Linked DNA regions of Homo sapiens: region 2 is linked to region 1. The links are chromatin contacts, found by Hi-C or POLR2A ChIA-PET in ENCODE. All regions are on one chromosome and are shown on one strand. The core of a region is the stretch at or near the end of the contact, and the rest is flanking DNA. Distances in the headings are between cores, read along the strand shown. Region 1 holds the start of TRMT13 (tRNA methyltransferase 13). Region 2 holds the start of S1PR1-DT (S1PR1 divergent transcript).

What was found. Hi-C counts contacts between places; a loop is a spot of excess contacts on that map. ChIA-PET counts read pairs that join two places held with the same protein, here RNA polymerase II (POLR2A). Pooled maps may share reads with other maps.
Region 2: a loop to region 1 is called in a pooled map, with 9 times the contacts of the local background. The contact joins the promoter of S1PR1-DT here to the promoter of TRMT13 in region 1. A Hi-C loop is called at or near these places in 1 of 37 single-sample maps with no recorded cell type and 8 of 50 pooled maps. POLR2A ChIA-PET finds 5 or more read pairs at or near these places in 1 of 52 experiments (naive thymus-derived CD8-positive, alpha-beta T cell).

Annotation. Positions count from the first base shown.
Region 1 is chr1:100,127,656-100,134,453 of GRCh38, reverse strand. It overlaps TRMT13 (tRNA methyltransferase 13), which reads right to left and starts at 1,291. Exons shown (of 11, transcript NM_019083.3): 1 at 1,139-1,291. The coding sequence starts at 1,285. SASS6 (SAS-6 centriolar assembly protein) reads left to right here and starts at 1,524. Exons shown (of 17, transcript NM_194292.3): 1 at 1,524-1,704. The coding sequence starts at 1,640. RefSeq lists enhancers at 1,077-1,606, 1,617-1,736, 1,141-1,743, 3,517-3,566 and a silencer at 1,739-1,902.
Region 2 is chr1:101,235,278-101,242,180 of GRCh38, reverse strand. It overlaps S1PR1-DT (S1PR1 divergent transcript), which reads left to right and starts at 5,653. Exons shown (of 2, transcript NR_104626.1): 1 at 5,653-5,856; 2 at 6,300-6,903. S1PR1 (sphingosine-1-phosphate receptor 1) reads right to left here and starts at 5,162. Exons shown (of 2, transcript NM_001400.5): 1 at 5,082-5,162; 2 at 663-3,359. The coding sequence starts at 3,196. The coding sequence ends at 2,048. RefSeq lists enhancers at 3,300-3,349, 5,983-6,072.

The sequences.
Region 1 (6,798 bases), core at 42-2,541:
GATATTGTCTAGAAGAATAAATTCCTTAAGAAATAAAATAATGCAAATAATACTGAACATTCAGAAGCATGAAATCTGATGCTGATCGCTTTGGTTTATTCTTTATAGTTCTGTGGAACTATAAGGACATGCTCTCTTCCTATGAGCATTTTGCTCCTCTGGTTTTTATTTTCCCATCTCATATATATCCTAAAGTAATATACATATATACAAATATAAAGTGTTTGATAGTACATTTATATGCATAATTATCAAACAAAATTGTATGCTTTGTTCTCAATTGTAAAAGGTCAATTCGTATATATTTAAAAATCTTTCCTTCCCATTCCAGCAAAGTTGCATTCTTAAAAACTGTAAGTCGAAAAAAATTTTTTTTTCTTTTTTGAGATTCAGTCTGGCTGTCACCCAGGCTGGAATGCAGTGGTGTGATCTTGGATTATTGCCACCTCCACCTCCTGGGTTCAAGCGATTCTCCTGCCTCAGCCTCCCGAGTAGCTGGGGTTACAGGCTCGCACCACCACGATTTTCTTAATTTTAGTAGCTCGCGCCACGGCTGATTTTCTTATTTTTAGTAGAGAGAGGGTTTCATCATGTTGGCCAGGCTGGTCTCGAGCTCCTGACCTCAAGTGATCCGCCCGCCTCGGCCTCCCAAAGTGCTGGGATTACAGGCGTGAGCCACCGCGCCGGGCCTCAAGTCTAAATTTTTAAAAGAAAGTTTCTTCCAACCGCATTCACGAGAAGTGCTTCTCTTTCATGAAATAACAATTAGAACACAACTAGTGAAACCTTTGGGACTTCAATCACTACTTTTTCTAAACTACCACTTTCCAGCAGGAAGACGGAGCGGTAGCTTGGGGTAAAAATTAAAACCTAGCATTACCATGAGTTAAGATCGAGATAAATAGATCAAAATAAATGGGTCACTGCTGGCGCTTTACTTAGAAAAATAAAAAATTTCTCATCACTAGAACTCATAATCGCTCCGCAAGGAGGGCAAAACTGGGTTTATTAAAGTGAAAGCTGGAGAATCCAGGGGACACAAGCAGAAAGCTGTCAAAGAGGGGAGGGGCCGGGTTCCAGCACCGACAGGACCAGGATACTTATTTCCGACTCTTGAGAGAGTAGGGCGATACCACACCTCCGCGGCTCCAGCGTGTTCACCACAAAATCTTTTCCCTGCGGCCACCACCATCCTGCAGAACCGTTTCTTCTTTTCCACATAGTAACCGCATCTACCCTCAGCTGGAAAACCAGGCGCGTGCGGCGACGTCGCGGAGGTCGCCATAATTCTAGGGCTCGCTTCCGGTGTCCAGCATCCGGCAACCAGAAGAAAAGTTAGAAGCTTCCTTCGGGTCTCCTTCCCTTAACAAACATGGCTGCCTCAGCCCCCGCGCCACACAGGTTAATACCCGGAACTACCACAACCGTCTTCCCTTTATCCTCCGCAGAACCGGAAGAATCCGATGGTGGCTGGCGAGGGCCAAGTCTCTTACGCCTTCCCCTCGTTTCTCCCTCCCCGCCTCCTCCGCAGAAGCCGAGCGCCAAACTCAAACTTTATCAGGACCCGGACCTCTCAGGCTAATCCCGAGGGCCGGGCCTGTTGGGCTTTTCTGCACACCAGCCGAGGCAGCGAGCCAACATGAGCCAAGTGCTGTTCCACCAACTAGTCCCGTTGCAGGTGAAATGCAAAGACTGTGAGGAGAGGTAAGGTCCGCGTCATCCAGTGCCCGCGGGTGGCGGTTGGGGTCAGGCCAATGGGGAAAGATGGCGGTTCTGGCCCGTGGGATCCACCTTGCACCTAGGTGTCGAGTCGGCCCCCCTAGGAAGCGGATAGGGAACCCAGAGGGCCCGGTGGTTACCTCTCTCACCAAGTCGGCCGTTGCAGAGGGGACTGGAGGAAGGGTGTGAGGAGTTAGGAAGCCGGCTCACATCAAGTTAATGTCAAAAACCCTACCTGTGCACGGAATCGTGAAGATTATAGCCCTACTCTTCCCTTTTGACAGATAAGAACTCTGGCCCAGAGAAGTTAAAAAAATTTACGTGAGGGCTCACAGCCAGTTCATGGCAGGGTCAGGACTAGAACTCAGGCCTTGGCTCCGAGCCTTTCCCCCTCGTTCTCTTTTGAAGTATGTTGGCAGTAAAGTTCAACTTTTAAAAACCTACCAATTTGGTGGCGTACTTTGGCTCTTCACATCAGTTGCTTTAAAAAAGTAAATTACATTTAACCGACTAAAAATGAGAAAAGCAGAAACGTCATTAATTCATTCAATAAATATTGCCTCCTTGTAAAACACCTTACTGGGCACTGGGAATACAGTGGTCAGGAAAAACAGTCCTTTTCTTCATGGAGTTTACAATCACTGGAGGAAATAAAGACCAGTCGCACAGAGAAGTGCAACTTTGATTAAGGAGGTGGTATTATTGGGGCGTAAATAGATTTGACCAGAGGTCAGGAGACTTACTTTTTTTTTCTCAGTTCTAACACTCAATGGTTGTCTCTTTTTTTCTCTGAACGTTCTTTCCTCATTTGTAAAACTGATATAACATGCGTATTCACGTGTTTGTAATGAGGATCAGGTGTGAAATCTTTTGCGTATTCACGTGTTTGTAATGAGGATCAGGTGTGAAATCGTATGTGAAAACTAAGTGGTGTACAAATGTAACATAAAAAATGAAGACATTGCCTTATTGAGTTGCCAGTAATGTCAAACTGTAGTATATATAGTTCAGAATTCGGTCAAAAATCAATGGCAAGCCGGTCAAGGAGATGGTCCCAAAACCAGCAGCTGCATATGGAGATCTGTAGGTTTAGTTGATCATTCTTTTAATGCTGTCCAGTATGGTAGCCACTAGCCACATGTGGTTATTAGACATTTGAAATGGGGCTTATCTGAATTGTTGTGCTTTACATATGAAAATGCACGTTGGATTTTTAAGACTTACTATGAAAAAAGAATGTAAAATATGTCAATTTTTATATTATGTGTTAAATGGCAATATTTTTGGGTATATTGGGTTAAATACAATGTATTATTAAAATTAATTTCACCTGCTTTTAAAAGTCTTTTTAAAATGTGACTTCTAGAAAATTTAAAAGTAGGCTAGGTATGGTGGCTCACACCCGTAGTCCCAGCACTTTAGGAGGCCAAGACAGGAGGATTGCTTGAGCCTAAGCTTGAGGTTACAGTGAGCTACTATTTGTGCCACTGTACTCCAGCCTGGGTGATAGAGCGAGATCCTGTCTCTGAAAAAAAAAAAAGAAAAAGAAAAAAATTAAAATTACATACCTGGCTCACATTTGTGGCTTACATTGTATCTCCATTGGACAACACTGTTTTAGAATGATTATAGAAAGATAAAGGAGGCCATGACTTTGGTTTCAATATGGAAACTCCTAGATGGTCTCTTTCTGGTTACATTGCCATCACAGTTAATCTAAAAACTCAATTTCTCTGCTTAGAAACCTTTAATATATTCCTATTATCTGTATAATAGGGGTCAGCAAACTGGAGCACATGGGCCAGTTGGCTCACTGTTTTCGTAAATAAACTTTTCTTGGAATACAGCCATGCTCATTTGTTTACATATTGTAGCTGCTTTTGCACAGGAAGGGCAGAGATGAGTAATTGTGACAGAGACCTTATGGCCCGCAAAGCCTAAAATATTTGCTATCTGGCCCTTTACAGAATAATTTGGTGATCCTTGACCTATAGGAAGAACAACCCAGACTCTCTCTCTTTCTCTCTCTCTTTTTTTTTTTTTTTCTAGACAGAGTCTCGCTCTGTTGCCCAGACTGGAGTATTGTAGCACGATTACAGCTCACTGCAGCCTTGACCTCCTGGGCCCAAGGGTTCCCCTCACCTTAGCCTCCTGAGTAGCTGCAATTACAGGCGCATACCACCACGCCTGGCTTTTTTTTGTTGTTAATTTAATTTAAAAGAGACGGGGTCTCCCTGTATTGCCCAGGCTGGTCTTGAACACCTGGGCTCAAGTGATCCTCTCACCCCAGCCTCCCAAAATTCGGGGATTATAGGCGTGAGCCACCACGCCCAGCCCAGACGCCTTGGTTGAGTATTTGAGGCCAGTTCAGCTCAACAAATACTGGCAAATGTCTGCTGTGTCTCAGGAACTGTCCTAAGTGTGGAGGATGTAAATACGCACCCCCCTCTCCGTCCCCAACAACAACAAAAGCCAACAAAAACCTCTTTTCATTCTGTCCCTCAAGGAACTCACATTTTAATAGGGGAAATAAGATTTTCCTTGAACAGGCACCATAGCACAGATTAGGAGTTCAGGCTCTGGAGCCAGATTGCCTGGGTTTAAGTCCCAGTTCTTCCACTTACTGACAGATCTTGTACAATTTCCTTCTCTGTGTCTCATCTTTAAGTTGATGGTAATAACAGTACCTACTTCATGGTATTATGAGAATGGAATGAATTATACATATGAACTGCTTACAACAGTGACTAGAGCATAATAAATGTTCACTAAATTTTAGGTATTAATGTGTGACAAATGCATAAAGTAATATAAGTACACTAAAGTCAGAGAAGAAGGAAATTCAGTTGAGGACAGTGGTAATGATCAGGGAACTTCATCTGGTGGAAAATTATGCAAAATTTTGGAACCCATGATTTGACACTAATCTGCCTTTTCAGTTTTGTTTCCTAAGCTTATCTCTCCAATATGAAAGTCATACAAGCATTCTTGTTACCTTCTGAATATACCTGATACTCATTCTATACTATTACCCCTGCTGTTCCTTGTGCCTCAAATGCTTTTTTCTTTCATAACTTTCAGGTATGTCTTAAATCCTTTCACTATAAGGACCCTTCAAAGTTGCCTAAGTTGAAATGAATTGCCATTATTCAGTTATTAGATAGTGTGGTGTAGGTGAAAGATCTGAGTTTTCATTTGGGCTCTGTAATGTGACCTTAAACCATTATTTGGGCCTTAAGTTCTTCTTTTGTAAAATAAATAATATTTACTTATCAAGATTATTGTTAAATAAGATGATATATGTAGAATACCTGGCAGGTACTCAGTAGTGTTGGTAACCCTTCCCTCCCCTCTCATGGAGCCCTAAAATGCAATCAGAAGCAAATCTAGCAAAAAGTCATTAATCTCATCTCAATTTGAGGACAGAGACCATGGTTTTTTTTGTTTTGTTTTGTTTGTGTCATCCTATGTTCAAAAATTATTATTTTTTTTTTTTTAGAGAGAGGCTGTCACTCTGTTGCCCAGGCTAGAGTGTTGTGTCATAATCATGGCTTACTGTAATCTCAAACTCTTGGTCTTAAGCTCTCCTGCTTCAGCTTCCAGAGTACATGAAACTACAGGCATGCACCACCATGCCTGGCTCATTTTATAAATTTTTTGTAGAGATAGGATTTTGCTATGTTGCCCATGCTGGTCTTGAACTCTTGGCCTCAGGTGATCCACCCACCTCAGCCTCCCAAAGTGCTGGGATTACAGATGTGAGCCACTGTGCCAAGCCCCTGGACCATGTTTATTTCTGTTTGTATCCCTAGCACCTGGCACAATACCTGGCTTAAAGTACCTTTTATTTGTTTGATTGATAGTTTAAGAGCACAGCTACTGGGTGTCAGAGATGGCCTAGAATCCAGTTGTGCTAAAGCAAGCCTGATGTTTAGAATACTTTTTATTTAGAAGAACTCATAACTAAATCTAATGTCATTAGTATTAGACATCTATTGAGTACGACATCTATTGAGATGAGAAATAACATTTTATTGAGTTTTTATTGTTTTATATTGCTCTTATGACATTAACCATTATAAGGGAAAAAATAAGATTTGTGATTTTAGTTAGCGTATCCTCTGAAAGCTTGTATTTTTCTACAGCATATTTCTAGGGATGTTTTTTAACTAAGCATGGGGAATTCGTTTAACTTACAGGCCTTCCGTTTTTTCTTTCAACATCTAATGTATATAGGCATTTGGAATATATGCAACAATATCATTAATATGATTGGTAAATTGTCATAGTAATATAACTCTTCCAGGATTATGTAAAGAACACTTTGATAAGTGAATTCTTCTTGTACTTTTTGCAAATATATGAAGTATGACAGGACTTTTAAAACCGTAAAACACCGTCTAGGTGCAGTGGCCCACGCCTGTACTGCTATCACTTTGGGAGGCTGAGGTGGGCAGATCACTTGAGGTCAGGAGTTTGAGACCAGTCTGGCCAACATGGTGAAACCCCATCTCTACTAAAAATACGAAAATTAGCCAGGTGTGGTGTTGTGCCCCTGTAAACTCAGCTACTCAGGAGACTGAGGCAGGAGAATCGTTTGAACCTGGGAGGCGGAGGTTGCAGTGAGCCAAGATCGCACCATTGCACTCCAGACTGGGTGACAGAGCGAAACTCTGTCTCAAAAATAAATAAATAAATAAATAATTAAAATAAAAATAAACTGTAAAGCACCATAAAAAGTTAAATACCAACTGCAGTATCATACCACTATGGCATTTATACTAGAGAAAACTTCAGAAGATGAAAACCAAACATAATGATGTAGAGCTAAAAAGGTTTTCACAAACCTTCTAGTTGAATCCACTTATCTTACAAGTTCGGAAACTGAGTCCCCCCCTCCCCCACCCCACCACGAAAGCTTAATCTTGCTGTGTTGCCCAGACTGGACTTGAACCCCTGGGCTCAAGCTATCCTCCTGCCTCAGCCTCTGAAGTAGCCAGCACTACAGGTGGGAGGCACTGTGCCCAGCTCAGGAAAGCTTAAATGGAATTGGAGTAACACTCTAATCTGTTTCACATA
Region 2 (6,903 bases), core at 4,404-6,903, 1.1 Mb before region 1:
TGAGAATATTAATGCTTTCAGATACTATGAATTGAAGGTTTTCAGATAAAAGTGTTATGCTACTCAGCCCACATTTTACAGCTAGCTGCTTCACTGATACTGTATACTTCTATGTGGTTCAGAAGATAGGCTGGGAGAAGCCAAGACAGTGTCCTGAAAAAAAAAAAAAAAAAACACATGATTTAATACCCATATCCATATCCCCACTTCCCCAACATGTTGGTGAAAGGCCAAGAATGTATGCTTTTTTGATGGGTTTTGAATGATGATTGAGTCTCATCATTTAAACTAGATTTACAACCACATTTTTGTGTATAATTTCTTTAAAAGCCCATATTTGATGACAGAATTATTGCATTTAATTTATTTGGCTTAAATGCAGTTTAAAACTCAAACAATTCTACTTACTAGCCAATGTGGTATTCAGAAGGTTGGTGGTTTTTATCTCATTCTTTACTACTCTTCAGTGTTAACTTATTGAAGTTTCTCTTCCTGAAAAAGATAGAGTGGTTTCTAAACAAACCACACTTTTTTCACACCCTAGTTAAGGTAAAAATCCTTTAAAGAATAATAGAAATTTGTCCTTCACTTTGATTCCAAAGAGCTACACAATCCAGTAGATGACTCAATAATTATTTTTAAGAATGCTCTTCACAAAGGGATCTTTAAAAAAATCAGTTTATTAATGTTTAAAAGTTGATAAAGCTATGTGCAAAATGATCCACAAAAGTCAGAAACCTATTAAATACTATTCTTTTTAAAAAAACAAGACATCTCTCGGTTTAATTGCACTGAAAACCATACTAAAGAGACAGTAATATATTTTTATTCTTTGTAATATTTATACATATCTTCAATTACTATCTAATGAATAGCTGGACTGAAAAGTTTCTGGCGTTCCCTACCAGTTAAAGTAATGCTTTTAAGGGCACAAGAGGGTGGTATTTTCTTAAGAAATACACATTCAATGGTGTTAACACGGGTTAGAAAAATCCAATAAAATGACTTCTGCTGAAACAAATACATTCAAAAATCAAGAAAAGTACTTTTAACACAACAAAATACAACCATGTTGTTGCTTGAAATGAATCACACAACATTCTGAAATAAACATCAACAAAAGTGCCAAAGACAGATGTCATATTTGTTAGACTCATTTGCTAAGAAATCTCCCTTGGTTTGCAAAAGTTAATCCATTCGGTTTTCACTTTGTTTTGCTTGTCTGTTTCTCCTAGGACACCAAGGATCCTGGCTAATATCATTTAGATAAAGTGGGCTTCCTTATGCAGATTTCGGCTTCAATGGATATGAAATGGTAACACATTTCATTGAAAAGATGTTTTTTAAAGAAATCAAAGTGACTTCAACCAAATTCCAAAAAACGGATCCCGCTTACATGGAAACTTTGGCCTCAGCGAAGGACATTGTTTTACACCTCCAAACCATCTTCATCTTCCCACAGCCTACGTACTCAACATAGCCTATTTGCTATAGATGATCGATCATTCCACAACCCCAGCTCTGATAACTCTCAGGTAGTTAAAGTATAAAGTAAAAGAACGTTGAGGAGGGGTATGAAGGGAAGGGAGGGTGGGGTGTGGGATGTACAGGGCATCCCTAAAGAAGCAGAAGTGCACACACTCACTTGGGTTTGAAACTAAAGTGAAGGAAAACATCTCCTCAAAGCTCCAGACAAAGAGACGCTTTCACATGGGGACATTAGTCTTTGAGGAGGGGCCAAATGAACCCTTTAGGAGCTTGACAATGCTAGACCTTTGGCTCAGTGCAAAATCAAAGCTCCAGGGGGGTAGAAAATATATTCCAGGCCGGGACCTGATCTCCACCCTTCCCAGTGCATTGTTCACAGGAACTAACTCTACCCACCAACACCCGACACCACCAGGCTGTTCGTATTCTCCCCCTTCCTCCCTCTGGCTTGCAGCAGCTCCTCCCTGGCAGCAGTCGAAGCCCAGAGATTTTTTTCCAAACACTGGGGTGGCCAGCGACCAAGTAAAGAGCGCTTCCGGTGGGTGGACAGCTTCCAGTTCTAGGAAGAAGAGTTGACGTTTCCAGAAGACATAATGGTCTCTGGGTTGTCCCCTTCGTCTTTCTGGGGGTGGGAGGAATTGTCCGATTTGCTGCGGCTGAATTCCATGCCGGCGATGATGGGTCGCTTGAATTTGCCAGCAGAGTCTCCGCTCGGGCACTTGCAGCAGGACATGATCCGGATGAAGGCCCGACGCATCTCCTTGTTGGTCAGAGTGTAAATGATGGGGTTGGTGCCGGAGTTGAGCACAGCTAACACCAGGAAGTACTCCGCTCTGAAGAGGATGTCACAGGTCTTCACCTTGCAGCCCACATCCAGCAGGAGCAGGATGAAGAGCGGTGCCCAGCAGGCGATGAAGACGCTCAGGACGATAATTACGGTCTTGAGCAGCGCCAGCGACTTCTCAGAGCTGCGGCTGGCCTTGGAAATGTTCTTGCGGAACGTCAGGCGGCGGCTCCGAGTCCTGACCAAGGAGTAGATTCTGCAGTACAGAATGACGATGGAGAGCAGAAGCAGAGTGAAGACCGTGGTGCAGAAGAGGATATAGTGCTTGTGGTAGAGCGGCAGCACGGTGGAGCAGCTGGACAGCGCACTGATGCAGTTCCAGCCCATGATAGGCAGGCCACCCAGGATGAGGGAGATGACCCAGCAGGCGCTGATTAGCAGGAAGAGGCGGAAGTTATTGCTCCCGTTGTGGAGTTTCATTTTCAGCATTGTGATATAGCGCTCAATGGCGATGGCGAGGAGACTGAACACGGAGGCTGACAGGGCCACAAACATACTCCCTTCCCGCAGAAACCACTGGGCGGGAGTGAGCTTGTAGGTGGTGGCCCCAGACAAGAGCAGGTTAGCTGTGTAGGCTACTCCTGCCAACAGGTCTGAGAGGGCCAGATTGCCAATAAAATAGTACATGGGTCGGTGGAATTTCTTGGTTTTCCAAATGGTCAGCAAGACAAAGATGTTCTCCAGGATGATAAAGCAGCAGATGAGAATGAACACCACCGAGGTCAGTTTAATGCTGTTCTCCTTGTCCGCGCTGATATTCAGCTTTCCCGTGTAGTTGTAATGCCGGACGATGATATCATAGTTGACGTAGTCAGAGACCGAGCTGCGGTGGGCCTTGACCAGCGGGACGCTGGTGGGCCCCATGGTGCCAACCCTGTGTCCCCAGGAAGCCGGGGTGGCGCTACTCCAGACGAACGCTAGAGGGCGAGGCGAGAGAGCCTTCACTGGCTTCAGGGGTGGTTCGATGAGTGATCCAGGCTTTTTGTGTAGCTTTTCCTTGGCTGGAGAGGGCCTCGGAAACCGCAGCCTTAAACAAGTCAGAGGAGAGAGTCAGGGAAAGAGCCACAGCATACTGGCATAATTCATTCTAGCTAAGGCACTGCTCCAATTGTGTTGTTGTTGATTTGTTTTAAAGAAACTTGGGGAGAGCTCAGGGAGAGAGATTTTTTTTAAAAATCAAATTATCTTTTTTCTTCCTTTTTTTTCTTTTTTCAAAAAAGGAAGAGGGGGAAGAAAAAGAGAGGGAGAAACTCTATGGCCACATTCACTCAAAGGGAAATGGGAATTACGATGTTGGCTGTGGGTTGACAAAAAAAAAAAGATGATGAAAAGGAAAACAAGGAGTGGGAGGAATGGGAAACCTAGAGAACTACACCCCATTTTAACTCCACTCCTGCCCTCTCACCACCCCACACCCCCTCACCCCCGGATTTCCAGCCATGAGATTCTCTGAAGCAGTCACCAGCTTAGCTGCACGCTCAATACCAGCCCACGTCTCTCCTCGGAAAAGACTCAACTGCCAGTCTGAGGGCGAAGACACACACCTCTGTCCCCCATGCCCACCCCCAGCCCCCCAGTTCAAAGATACTAGCACCACCTCCTAATTGCCATGTGCCATGCAAGAAATCAGATTTGCAGGAAAATCATTTGAAAGCGTAAGCCATTTGGGGGCTCTATTAATAACTCTCTAGGAGCAGGTGTGCTTAGGGTCCGAGGGCGCAGTGAGGTGTGGGCAGCCAGGCCCGCCCCGCCTTGCTGTAAACAGGAAAGCTTAGCGCCTCCGTGAAGCGACTGCCTTTTCTTTCTTCTTCTTATTCTCCCCGCCTCCCCCCGCGCCCCCCCACCCCACCCCCCACCCCAAGCCAGGGCAAGTAAATTTAAAGGTATTCAGTTAAAACCATTCATAACAGATTGCAGCAAATCCCAGAAGTTTCGTACATTAGTTGATTGCATAAATATTTTTTGCTTTGTTTAGTTTAGCCAAAACATACACAAAAGAGAGAAATCAAACTACTCATGACAGCCATAATACATGCTACCACATTTCTAATTTCGATTGCAAAACTACTCTTCAGAAACTCACATTAAACTGCTCCCTGGTGCATTGCTAAATTTGCGTGGGCAGTTTTATTTACTGCAGTCCCCCAACACGTTGACTCCTCTCCTAGGACTAGAAAGTTACAAAGAAACTTTCTAAGACGGCACTGGTCAGCAGAAGTCTACTTCTAAGTTGCTTAAATATTTCAAGGTAATGCAGCAATGCAATAAAATGAGGTAATAGAGATGAGAACAATCCCAGCAACTCCGCGAACAGCAGAGGCTGCTCAAGCCAAGAAGCTCCGCATTTTCCCCCAACTAATTTTATACCCTGCTCCTGGGCAGTACTAATTTAAGCCATTACCCACGCTCCACACCACCCACCATATTCTTTGTCTATAGGATTTCCAAAATTTAACGCCTTCCCTCCTATTCCTCCGACCAACTGCAATTTTCACTGCCCCTACACCCGTAGGTTCCACAGTTGGGAATTAACCTTTTTTCTGAACTCCATAAATCACAAGTGCCCAAGAACAATCTGATCGAGATGGGCTCCTTAGTAGCCCAGAGATGCAAATTTTCAGCGCCCGGAGATGCATGTTTTCTAAGTTTTTGTTTGCCTCGTTCGACTTAAAAATTCGTTTCTGACACCTAAGCCCTACCACAACCGGGCTCCCCGCGCCCGCGACCCCCGCCATTCGCCGCCCCCTACCTCGCTCAAGCAGGGCGAAGTTGCGTTCGGAGAGCCCGGGATCTGTACGGCTCGCTTCGCATCTTGCTGCTGCCCCCGACTGACTGCGTAGTGCTCTCGCAAACTTACTCGAGTCGGGGTCCCCTCCCTCCGCAGCGGAGCACTCCAATGGCCAGTCCCGCTCGCCGCGGCCAGTTCCCTGCCTGCTACGCGAAGTCACCCAGCGCCGCGCCAAGGCTGGGTGGTTTCTTCAGGAAGAGGCTGGGAGGGGTTAATGCCTTAACCCCCCACGCCCTCTGTCAGCTGGGGGCCCCCGGATCTGAACTGCTGAGACGCACTGTCCAGGAAAGATCTGGGGCAGAAGCAAAAAAAAAAAAAAAAAAAAAAAAAAGAACCCCTCCTCCCCAAACAACAAATGAAAGAAAAAAAGAGAGAGAGAGAAGGGGCGGAGCCCGGTAACCCCTGGATTCTACTGTATAAATCACTGCCCTCGCCCAGATAGACGCTGATCCCTGGCTGTGGAGAGGATTCTCCCGAGCCCCTGAAAAAAAAAAAAGGTGGAGAGACTTTGAAAACTTTTCTCTCGAAAAGTCTGAGGAGGCAGAGGACGGCCCGGAGTCTCGTAGCGCACCGCCCTGGTCCCACACCCCCCGCAGCCCTAGGAGGATCGGTGTGCTGAGCTTGTGGCCAGGAGCTCCCCGAGCCACTTTCGCGCGAGCAGCAGAAAACCTGAGCCGCGGCCCGGCGAGTGTCGGCGGCGCTCTGGGGAGGAGAGGCTGGGAAGGGGCTGCGAGAGGTACGGAGGAGACAAGCAGCCCGGGAGGGAGAATGAACCGGGAGGTTCCTGTACTCCCCCCGCCACCCCAGATCCTCGTGCTACTCGCAACTGCGGTCTGAGGGGCAGTGGCTTTCCCAGAGTGCACAGAGAAATGAACCAGCGCCGGTTTTGGTGTTGGGCGAGGGGTTTCCCTCAGCTGAGCACAAAGTCAGGCTGTGTGTCCCAGATTCTGGCCAATGGAGAGGTCGTTGAGGGGGTGGGCTGCTGCTGAGTCCTGAGAGATTCAAAACGCCTGGGCAGCTCAGGAATTTCCAAAGGGGGAGATTCTCGGCCAGGAGCTGCGGAGCAACTGCAGCTGCCCAGCAGGAGCCGGCACCCTTCTCTCACATTCTGCTTGGGAGTCGACTCAGAGGCCTCAAATCTCATTACTAGCACTTTGCCCACCCTTTTCTTTTGCTTAGATGCTACTTAAGAACGTGAGGCTGAGAGGCGGACTTGGTCAGATCTGCCTGCGTGACAAGCTCAGGACAGGACGCTTCTGCCCTTGCATTACTGTTGTAAAAGTTTCCACCCAGTCCCTGGTCGCACTGCGTTCCCATCCCGGCAGATGTGAACTCAAAAACTTCCTCCGCTGTGCAGTTTCAATTGGCAGACACACCCTGTACCTGAATGACTCAGAAGGAGGCAGAATGAACAAACAACAGACCCCTGACTTCTGGGATTTTGTGAGTTTGCCAAAAAAAAAAAAAAAAGAAGTGACAGTTAATTCACAGCTGTTTTAAAGCATTCATCGACAGCGACGCACCCAATACATACCCACAGCTTCAACAACAGTACAGTGCATATAATGTGGAAACCAAGATAACGGTCCTCTAAGACTCCAGAGTAGATCCTAATTGGATTTGAAGACTTATTTCACTTAAAGGGGAAGAGGTATATTGTGTCTACCCAGCACAACAAAACGGGGGACTTGGCATTCCCCCCCTTCTCCCGCCTCCACCCACACTAATTTATGCATTCTTTAAAGCCAAAGGAATCAAAGTGAAATTTCACACCTAGTCTGTA